2 separate regions of the Homo sapiens genome follow, and region 2 is linked to region 1. The links are chromatin contacts, found by Hi-C or POLR2A ChIA-PET in ENCODE. All regions are on one chromosome and are shown on one strand. The core of a region is the stretch at or near the end of the contact, and the rest is flanking DNA. Distances in the headings are between cores, read along the strand shown.

Region 1 (5,375 bases), core at 1,122-3,621:
GGCCGGCCACTGTCTCTGCCACAGCCACACGGCTCTGCTTCCCACTGTCTCCTGGTGCCCATGCCCAGCTCCCCCTCCTGGCGCTGGTGCTGGGGCAGGTGTGGGGTCACCGGTTCACACTGAGCCTCCACCAGGAAGGGCCTTTTACCTCTTCACCCTTTAGCCACTCCACTCTCACCTCCTCCAAGCCTCCTTCCCTTCCCCAGGAAGGCAGGAAAGAGCATGGGTCAGGGTTGGGCCCTCTGCAGCCACAGAGGTGTTTGCAACATGACTTGTTTCTTGCCCTGGGACTGGGCAAGATTCTCAAGGAGTCAGCCCCAGTTGTCCAGGTTTGTCCCCACTGTCATGCTGGGTGATGGTGGTGATGACCTCAGGGGCCGGCATAGAGATTACTTGATGTGGCATCTAAAGTGCTGGCCACAGGCTGGGCGTGGTGGCTCACACCTGTAATCCCAACACTTTGGGAGGATGAGGCAGGCAGATCACCTGAGGTCAGGAGTTCATGACCAGCCTGGCCAACATGTTGAAACCCTGTCTCCATTCAAAATATAAAAACTAAAGGCCAGGCACGGGGGCTTATGCCTGTAATCCCGGCACTTTGGGAGGCCAAGGCGGACGGATCATGAAGTCAGGAGATTGAGACCATCCTGGCTAACACGGTGAAACCCCGTCTCTACTAAAAATACAAAAAATTAGCCAGGCTTGGTAGTGCGCATCTGTCATCCCAGTTACTTGGGAGGCTGAGGCAGGAGAATCGCTTGAGCCCAGGAGGTGGAGGTTGCAGTGAGCCGAGATCACACCACTGCACTCCAGCCTGGGTGACAGAGCAAGACTCCGTCTCAAAAAAAAAACCCTGCTGGCCACAGAGGCCGTGGTGTTGGCCATGGCCAGTGCTCGTAGTGTTCTTTAAACGAACCTGCACTGAGGGCCCGAGGCATCCCAGACATTTTGGGAGCTGGGGCCAGGTGCTCTGTGTGGACAGTGCCGGAGCTCCACCAAGCGCTGCTCTGGGCAGGGACCTGCGACAGGGAAGATGACCGGCCTCTTCACCAAGGTGCCCCCCCTGGACAGGGCAGCAGGACAGGAGGTGGATGACACCTGGAGAAAGCCGGGTCTTCTGAGAACCAGATGGAGCGTCGCAGGTAGGTCGTGCTTGTAAAGGGCCTTATAGTCCAGCGGGCCAGAAACACGCTCGGACCCAGAGTCCCAAGTTGAGGGCTGCTGGGGACCAGATGACAGAGACCAAGACAGGAAACCAAAAACCATGGTCCTCGTTGCATTGAGGGGGCGCCTCCAGGGACAGGGCAGCTCCACCCCCTGCCACCGCAGCCTGGCAGCAGCCCCAGGGTCGCACCCCTTGTGCAGATCAGCCAGCCTCGCCCCTCCCGGCAACCCCATTGCTGCCTCCAGGCTTATGCCCAGGTGCCTCTATCTGCAGGAGCCACTGACTCATTTGAAACCCCCAACCACGCTGCGACCGTACACCCCCGTGGCTTTCCAGAGCAGGTGGTCTCTACCTGACGTTATTTCACTGGCTGACTTGGCTCATGGCTCATCCCCCATGCCTACTGGATGTCTGCCTCAGGAGGACAGGGGTGCTATCCCCCCTACCCCGGCCAGGCCCTGATGGGAGCCAGATGTGCACTGACTCAATGATCCACCAATCCCGGGGGCCAACCCAGAGGACAGTGGTGTCCTGGAGCAGGGAGGCGGCCTAGATAGCTTTGTGGGGGTCCTGAGGAGGCCCCAACACAGGAGTCCAGGGCGGGAAAGACAAGCCGCCTCCTCGGACTAACGCCCGCCCACCCCGATTCCCCGCCAAAACCCAGAGGTAGCAGCTGACTCCTCGGGCTCCCGGCTGGCGTCACCGCCTCTGGAGCCAATGGGCTCTGACGTGGCGAGCCTGGAACGCCACTGGGACTGCGCGGGCGTCCACACCACCCACCGAGCGCGGCCACCGCGTTGGCGGCATGAGCGCGCTCGAGCCTCCCCCAGCGGCGCCCGCCTCGCCCCCCGGGCCGGGTCTGGCGCACCCGGAACCCCCCGGGGCCCTGCGCGCCCTGCTCTTGGCCACCGGCGGCGCTGGGGGCTCGTGGCCTCGCTGCATTCTGCCGTTCGGTGCCGTGGCCGTGCTGGCTGGTGCGGCTGCCACGGCCATCACCTTCTCGCTGCGGGGACCCCGCCTGGACCTGGCCCAGGGCTCGTCGCTGGCCGCGCTCAGTGCGGGCCTGGGGCTTCTGACCGCCGCCTTCCTGTGCTGGCGCGCTCGGCGGAGGCGAAGGGCCGGGCGCAGGGAGCCGGGGGCGCCCTGAGCCGCGGGCGAGGCCCCCTCCCATCGAGGTCACCGCGAGCCGGCCGCCCCTCCCTCCAACCTCGCCCCGGCCGGGCGGGCGCAGTGCCAAGCGTGGTCGCAGAGGCCGCCCCCCACACCCCATCCCCAAATCGTTTCTTCTGGAACCCTTTGGGCAGAGAAGGCCACCGGCCGTTTCCCTCCCTCCCTCTCTGCTTTCCCTCTCTTCCCTCCTCCGTCCAACGTCGCATTTCAGCTTTTGACTTGGCGCGCAGAGCTGGCGCGACCGCAGAGCGGCCTGGCTGGGCAGCGGTCTGCGAGGCTGGGGGATCGACCCGGCGCGAGGGTGCTGGGTGCAGGGCAGCGCGACGCGGGCTCGGCCACACCACCCGCCGTTGGGAGCCGGCGCTGTGTCTGCTCCTGGGCTGTCTGCCTTCGGAGCTCGGTTGGAAACCCCCCGAGGCATAATAGGCGCTCGATAAATGTGCAATAGGTGAACATGTGGTGGCTTGCAGGCGTCTGGGGGGAGACAGCAGGTTCTGGGCTGGGCAGGGAATTATTGGATCAACGGGCATCTTACAGGAAAGACTCTCAGCTCCCTGCCGCCTAGGACTGTCCAGCCCATCTATGCCCTCTCCCCAGCCTGTGCCCCAAAGCTGGAGCTGCCACTCTAGGGGTGAGGGGTGGGGTGGGGAGGGGGAGGCGAAGCACTGCGGCCTGAGTTGCAGGTGGGGGGAGGGGAGGCGGAGCTTCTTTGTTGCAGAAGGTGCCAGGAGGGGGCAGGGCCAGTGGAGAGGTGGGAGGTGGGAGAGGCCCCAGCCAGGGGCTGGGACAGGTGGCTGGGTCCCTGGGGAGCAATAAGTCCCGCTTGGGCGCTGTGGGGAGGCCCTTCCTAACTCCCAAACACCATCTGTGAGGGCTGGGGGTGGGGGCAGAGTAGCGTGTGCAGAGGACTGTTCCTGGGGAGAGGCCCTGTGACCAGCGGCCTCCTCCCTGGGGAGCTGGCGGTACAATGGCCCTCTGGGCCCACGGCCTCCCGCCGCTGCTGCTGACCCAGATGAACAATTGGGGCAGGGCTGAGCCCCAGGCACCTACTTTCCCCCACCCCAGAAGCCACCAGACGTTCTGCAGACCCCAGTCCTGGCTCACAGGGAAGCTGAGCTGGAGACAAAGCCAGCCCCTCTGATGAGGGTGGAAGAGGCTGCTGGCCACTGTCCCTCTTGCAGCCTGGCTGGCAGCCAGTCTGGCAGTGGCCCTGACGTCCAGAGACAGCTTGGGTTTCCCCAGAGGCTTGTCTCTGGCCAGTGGGACCCCTCTGTCAGGCCTGGGCTTTTCTCTCCACTGTCCCAGAATGATGATCTCAGCCCCCATAGTCCCCCCAGGGTTCCTCCCACCCTTAGGGTGGGGTGTCGGGGGGTGGGGGTTGGGAGCCAGAAGGACCTTGAAGAGGGTGGTTGGGACGTTTCAGGTTCTAAGCTTGACCCACAGAGCGGAGCGTGAGCCCCGTCAGGTTGAGGTCCCTCAACTTGTAAAGGACACAATTCCCATTCTCTTTATCAGGAAGCTGAGGGGCAGGGGCCCTGTGGCAGAGAGAGAGCCCCTTAGCCCTCTCTGTTCAGTCCTCCGGTGCCCCCATCCCTGTGCATCTGTGGCTGTCACATGCAGATGTGTGGCAAGGAGAAGGTGCCCACCAGCCAGTGTCAGTTGCTCCAGGAGCCAAGCCAGGTGCCCTATCACCCTGTCTTCCCGTTCCTCCCCTCCATGGTCAGGCCCTCCTGCTCCCTCCTCTGGTCCTTCAGTTTCCCCTAGGAGGCTTCCGTGTCCTCCTGCCCCTCCTCTCCCCAACAGCGGGATGCGTCTACCTCTCCATTCTCTTCCTCCTGGTCCTTGCTCATCTCTGGTCGTGTCCAGGGTAGCACCCACGTGGCCTCCTCCACCAGCTGCAGGCCTGGCCTCCCATCTGAAACGGGGCATTCAGGCCTCGATGCTGGCCCTGCACGGAACTTGTTCCCTGCCCCTCCCTGGGATGCTTGGCCTCCTCTGTCAAGGACCTGAAAGTCGGAGGGGAGGAGGTTTCTCTGACCAGAGCTGTTCCTGGACCCTCTTTGGTGGTGTCGCTCCCAGGCACAGCTACCCCATCCCCAGCTAGTCCCCAGGCCACCCAGCTGGGCTTCTGCCTCAGTTTCCCTGCCCAAACGTGCTGTGACGTAGGGCAGTGGGCTCCGGGTTGCGACCAGCCCCTTCCCATGATTAAACCCTACTCCCTGCCCCTGCAGAGGGGTCCTCAACAGCTAACCAAGCCCCCGAACCCCAAGAAGCCACCCCATCCCACCCTCCAGCTTCCATGTCCTCCCTGCCAGCTGGGCCCGTGGCAGAGGTGCCCCTAGAAACTTGCAGACCCAGGGAGCTTTGGGATCAGAATCTGGCCTGGTGCAGGGGATGCTGGCCTCATGTCTTAGCCCAGCTCAGGCCCATGGGGGTGCCCCCCTTCCTCAACATGGGCAGGAGACACTCCAATTTGTGCAGCTCTCGACTTGGGCCTGATGCCACTTGAGACTCATCAAATCCAACAGCTTCAGAGCGCGTGCTGAGTAACAGGCATCTGGCAGGTGAGGAAACAGGAGCCCAAGACATGCAGCCAGAAATGGGGCAGTTGGATTCAAAATTAGACCTGACCGAATCCTGGGTTCCTTCTACTCGAGTAGATGCTGCTTTGGGGATGACCCTTCAACTGGTGGTTACTTGGCTTCCCTACCTGGGGAACATCCAGGGCCTCTGCTGTCAGACCCGGGGCCTTGCCTGCCTGATGGTCTTCAGGGAGGAGGCGACCCAGACCCCCGTCCAGCACGTGGCACAGCCCCAGGAGCAGTAAAGACCTGGCTGTGGGCCCAGGACCCTGCTGGGTGGTCCCCCACGGGCTGCGAAGGCTGAGCTGCCCCCCTCCAGACCCCTCCCGCCAGCGCATTCCTGGCTCCCCGGCCCCTCCCCTGGCTCCCGGGCCTCCCAGCCCCCTTCCCCGCTGGCCCAGCCCGCGTCTGAATCTGCTTCTGATTCCAGCTCTGCGATGAGGCCCCCTCCCCTCCCC
Region 2 (5,375 bases), core at 86-2,585, 140 kb after region 1:
CCCAGGAGATTCCTCCTAATTAAATGCTGACTGAGGAATCTGAGGAGGGGGGGAAGGGGTGTCAGGAGTGGGAGGCCATTAATGACACGTTGGAAGACAAACAGGATGTTGATTCACCTGTAAAGATCTCCAAGGCCTGACCTCAGAGTTGAGATTAAGGAAAGAATATTCCTCGAGTTGGACTTAAGCATGGATCTGGTGGAAGAGTCCCTGCCTGGATTATTAGACTTGTGTGGAGTGAGCACCTGGGCTTGCAGAGTGTGGGGGTCTGGAGAGGGGTTGGGTGGGGAGATTTAAGGGGGAGGAGTTCCCAAGAAACCATAGAAGCTTTGGGTGCCTGAGAGGTTGGGAGAGCACCCTGCTAAAGCATCCTATCTGGTAGGGAGGGGAGCTCTTGACAGACGGGTTGTTAGGGAGGGTGGTGAAAGCCACGCACATCAAGGGGCTGGCTTGATTGCCCTCTGGCCCCACATCTAAGCTTCTGGGCTGTGACTGCCCCCAACCAAGTCCTCAGAGCCCAGCTTGGGACCCACCACCCGCCATACTCCACGCTCCCAAGCCCTTACTCTGCTGTTCCAAGGGCCGACCTGCTGCCACAAAGTTCTCTTTCTAGACAGCCCGGTGTGAATTCTCACTTCCTCCTGGGACTTCCTCCAGCAGGACTGTGGCTGTGGTGAGCATTTCAGCATCTGCTCATCTGCTGTTCTGTCATCTTTCTCTTCCTTGGTGTCTTCGAGGGCAGGCCAGGTGGAATACGGCTTCCCAAAGACTCGATTCATTTTGGTTAGGTCTCTTGTATTGCATGGTCCCCGGCCCATAGGCATTGTTGAAAACAAAGTCGAGTTTGTTGTTTCCAGCTAAAGCAGCCCCTGCTTTAGTGTGGAGATACTTGAGGAGTTAAAAGGAAACAGGAAATACTACTGCTTTATGGTTGGAAACCACTCAGATGGAGGAGAATTTGGGGAGGCTTCGGTTCCTGCAGCTGAGGCAGCCTTGGAGAAAACTGCACGTGAACTTTTGCCCTTTGAACAGGGCCGTTGTCCCGGCTTGAGGGTTCCAGATGTGGTGGCATCAGATGGGTCTTTGAGGGGTGGGGCAGTCAGGGTGCCTCTAACAGTGTACTGGGTGTTGGCAAGACCTCGGGGGTGGAAAGTTATGGAAGGAATTGTTCAGACAGGGCCCAGTGATGGGGTGTGGGCTAGAGTACCGTCTTTGAAGCCGCTTGGCAAGAGAAGTGGGGATCACGTCTAGTGGAGATGGCAGATGATGTACTGTGTAGCCAGCACTGGTGAGAGACTGTGCCCATCCCGGGCCTGCCTTGTGACTTCGGGTGATTTCCCGTCCCCTGTGAGCTGTAGTTTCTTCCTCTGTAAGGTAAGGGTGACGTCCTCCCCTGAAGATGACAAATGTGGTGCCCCTGCCCCATGCCTGGCACCAGGTCAGTGCAGTCAGGAGAGGCTGTGCCTGGAGGTCTTCGTGTTTGTACTTGTTTTTTTTTTGAGACGGCGTCTCACTCTGTTGCCCAGGCTGGAGTGCAGTGGCGCGATCTTAGCTCACTGCAAGCTCCACCTCCCGGGTTGACATCATTCTCCTGCCTCAGCCTCCTGAGTAGCTGGGACTACAGGCACCCGCTACCACGCCCGGCTAATCTTTGTGTATTTTTAGTAGAGACGGGGTTTCACCGTGTTAACCAGGATGGTCTCGATCTCCTGACCTCCTGATCCACCTGTCTTGGCCTCCCAAAGTGCTGGGATTACAGGCATGAGCCACTGCACCCGGCCTGTACTTGGTTTTTGTTTTTAAATATTTGAGACAGAGTCTCACTCTATCCCGCCTCTATCTGGGCTCACTGCAACCTCTGCCACCTGGGTTCAAGAGATTCTCTTGCCTCAGCCTCCCAAGTAACTGGGATTACAGGCACAAGCCATCATGTCTGGCTGATTTTTATATATTCTGTAGAGATGGGGTTTCTCCATGTTGGCCAGGCTGGTCTCGAACTCCTGACCTCCGGTGATCTGCCCACCTCGGCCTCCCAAAGTGCTGGGATTACAGGTGTGAGTGTACTTTACTTTTAGGAAGGATATGCTAAGAACGCTTTTCCCCTCCCGCAGCCACACTTAATTTCTGTTAATGTCGACCTCTGGCCACACTCAGCCCTGTCAGCCTCGGGTGATGCACCGGAGGTCCCTGAAGGCAGCATGTATGGCCAGGAGTGGCTCGCCCTGCCAGTCCCCCTGCTGCCACCCAGAGCTCTGGCTGACCCTAGCAGCACAGGCCCCCGCTGAGTGGGTCTCCACCTCTGGGGACTGGACCCTGCACTGTGGGGAGGGCAGGGCTTCCTGGGCAGCCCCCGAGTTTTCTTGCAAGAAACCTGACACCCCTGCTCCTGAGAGGGCTCCAGTTCCTGCCGAGCAGAGCAGGACTCTCTGCAGCGACCTCGGCTTGGCAAGACCCCCCGTGGTTCACCTGAAGCATGTTTCTTCCCCGAGAAGCCGCAGGACCTCTTGTGAGGGGCCAGGTCGTGAGTCCACACACGTCTGCTTCTCACTAAGCTTTGAGTCATGTGTGGGGCAGGGACCTCCCAAATTCCAGTTTCTATGCTGGGTGAGGCCGAGAAGCAATGGAAGGGAAGGGTGGTGGGGAGGCAGCAGGCCTGGCGACCAGGGCACAGGGGCCCCACCCTGCTCTCCGAATCTGGCTGCCTTGGACAAGCCTCCTTGGTCTCTGGCCTCAGTTTCCCCATTAGTAATTGGTGACATCAAAGTCCTCTTGTGGGCCAAAGATATGCCACAGCTGCATAAAACAAAACAGAAGAGAGAGTAGAGGTGAAGGTTTTGTGTGCGAAATTGAAACAGAGTCACTTGAAATGGATAATTTCAGAGTAAAAACTAAGTATTTCTAATTAGGTTGATTGCAGATGTTGGTGCACAGGAAATTCTATGCCTTCGCGTCTAGATTTCTGTGGGGCAATTTGACAGAGTTTATCTCCTGGATTGGCTCAGGGCACTGCACCCTCTTGATTTCGTTCCCCTCTGGTGGCACGTGTCTCCGAGCACCGGGAATGACTGAGAGCCGCAGGGCCGACCCTCTTTGCAGAGCTCTGGGAGCTGCGGGAGGGTTGGGCAGCAGCAGGGTTATGTTGGGTTCAGAATCTGGCGTGAGAGCCTGGCAGTCTCCACCCTCATTCCTCACTGCCGTTTTTTTTTTTTTTGAGACAGAGGCTCACTGGATCGCCCAGGCTGGAGTGTAATGCACAATTTTGGCTCACTGCAACGGGGCTGTCAGGTTCAAGTGATTGTCCTGCCTCAGCCTCCCTAGTAGCTGGGATTAGAGGCACCCTCCACCAAGCCTGGCTAATTTGTGTATTTTTAGTAGAGACAGGGTTTCACCATGTTGGTCAGGCTGGTCTTCAACTCCTGACCTCAGATAATCCGCCCGCCTCGGCCTCCCAAAGTGCTGAGATTACAGGCGTGAGCCACCAAGCCCAGCCCTTCACTGCCATTTTCAAGGCTGGTGGTTGCATTAGGGACCTGTTCCTCAGGGGCTGGGGTGCCCCCATGTTGTCTCTGGTGCTTTGCTTGCTGGGTGACAGCATGGAGGGTTGAGGGCTGCAGCCGGAGTCTGGTGACATGAGCAGAGTGGGCAGGCTTCTCACCAGCCTTCTCTGAGTGCTGCTCTCCTAAACAGACTTCCCTCTGTGTTTGTCCTGTGGACTTGGGGAGGGGGCAGCCAGCTCTGTCTGTGGGATCTTCTTCTACCTCCTGAGACTGTGTGTGCCCTGGCTTGGCGCTGCCTCCCGTGCGCTCCTCTCCAGGAGACAACCTTGGCTCCTGCTCTTGGTGTGGCCAGGATCCCTCTTCTCCTCTATGGTTTGGAAACCGGCCTGCCTGGCCTGCGGTGGGTGGCTCCGGCTGAAGGCTGTGACCCCTGGAGATGGGTGGGTCAACCCAGCCTGCTGGGCCCACCCAATACCAGCTTGGGCCCGGCCCCAAGTAGGTCAGATGCCGGTTCAGCAAGGTGCGGGGAAGATGAGGGAGATGACTTGCTAAGAAAAGTCTTAATTATGGCTTTTTTTTTTCAGACGGAGTTTTGTTCTTGTTGCCCAAGCTGGAGTACAATGGCACAATCTTGGCTCACCACAACCTCTGCCACCTGGGTTCAAGCGAGTCTCCTCCTTCAGTCTCCTGAGTAGCTGGGATTACAGGCATGCACCACCACACACAGCTAAGTTTTATATTTTTAGTAGAGATGGTTTCACCATGTTGGCCAGGCCAGTCTCAAACTCCTGACCTCGTGATCCGCCCACCTTGGCCTCCCAAAGTGCTGGGATTACAGGTGTGAGCCACCACACCCAGCCAATTAGGGCTGTCTTACAAAAAAAAAAACCACCACGAACCTTTGCGAGAATCGAGCGCAGCCTGTGCTGGTTGTGTAAGCCGTGGGACACACGGGAAAGCCAGGAAGAAGAGGAAGAGCACCCCCACACCCCACCCGCGTGAAGAAGAGCAACCCCACTCCCCGCCCGTGGGAAGAAGAGCACCCTCACGCCGGGCCCGCAGGAAGAAGAGCACCCCCACGCCCGGCCCGCAGCATCCCGCTGGCTTCCTGGCCACCTCTCCTCACCCATCTTAGAGGCATGGCCGGGCTGGGGCATCTTTCCCTCCTTGGGCAGGTACCGCTGATGGCCTTGTGGGCAGCACAGGGGCCTTACCTGGGTCGGCTCAGGCACTGTTCTGAACATCCGTGAGGTGACCTTGCTCCCTTTGTCTCCGTGAGCCTAGGAGTATATCCTGAATTTTTTATGTTTTTGTACTCCCCATGTTCCATATTTTTGTTTCTGCATCAGGGTGGAGGCTATTGAGCCACATCCCTGACACAAGCAGTGAGCTGCCAAGGCCCTTGCGCCTGAGCTTGGCACTGTCTGGGCCTGGGCTGGTGCCATGAGTAGACCCTGCACGCACTAGGCCAATCTGGAGCACGTGGCTCACCCGAGCTCAAAGCACCGACACCCTGCACGTATATGGATGCGAGTCAGGCCTCAGCGAGACCTGAACCCTGGTAGGATTGAAGAGTGTTGGTTTCAGACCCCAGCACTTACTGTGAATGTGGAAATCAGCCACTGAAAGCCTCAAAAGAGCACAGTGGTGAGAGCAGCACCAAGCCCACTGCCAGTACACCCAGTACGCTGCTGGGTCCTCAGGCCTGTTCCTCTGTCCTGCTGTGTGGTTTTAACTGATGGCCGTCCTCGGCCCGCCCTCCTTCCCTCCTGCCTCCGTCCTTCCAGTTGCAGGGCTGGGGCTGCCCTGGTTGTCTGGGGGCACCCAGTACAGTTTCTTCTCCTCTTGCATCGGCCCAGGGCCCGAGAAGCGCATGGT

The links. Hi-C counts contacts between places; a loop is a spot of excess contacts on that map. ChIA-PET counts read pairs that join two places held with the same protein, here RNA polymerase II (POLR2A). Pooled maps may share reads with other maps.
Region 2: a loop to region 1 is called in a map with no recorded cell type, with 4 times the contacts of the local background. The contact joins the enhancer-like site here to the promoter of TEDC2-AS1 in region 1. A Hi-C loop is called at or near these places in 1 of 37 single-sample maps with no recorded cell type and 5 of 50 pooled maps. POLR2A ChIA-PET finds 5 or more read pairs at or near these places in 3 of 52 experiments (H1, HEK293T and activated naive CD4-positive, alpha-beta T cell).

Annotation. Positions count from the first base shown.
Region 1 is chr16:2,465,842-2,471,216 of GRCh38, forward strand. TEDC2-AS1 (TEDC2 antisense RNA 1) reads right to left here and starts at 2,372. Exons shown (of 1, transcript NR_135198.1): 1 at 1-2,372. RefSeq lists silencers at 1,821-1,870, 1,931-2,270, 2,281-2,330 and enhancers at 2,778-3,321, 3,281-3,420, 3,581-3,660.
Region 2 is chr16:2,606,381-2,611,755 of GRCh38, forward strand. It overlaps the pseudogene LOC652276. Among named protein-coding and RNA genes, the nearest start is that of FLJ42627, 30 kb to the right of the region's middle. Within about 2 kb of position 1,336, at least 4 of the 41 ENCODE cell types and tissues checked have a DNase peak (open chromatin) inside an H3K27ac peak, as active enhancers do.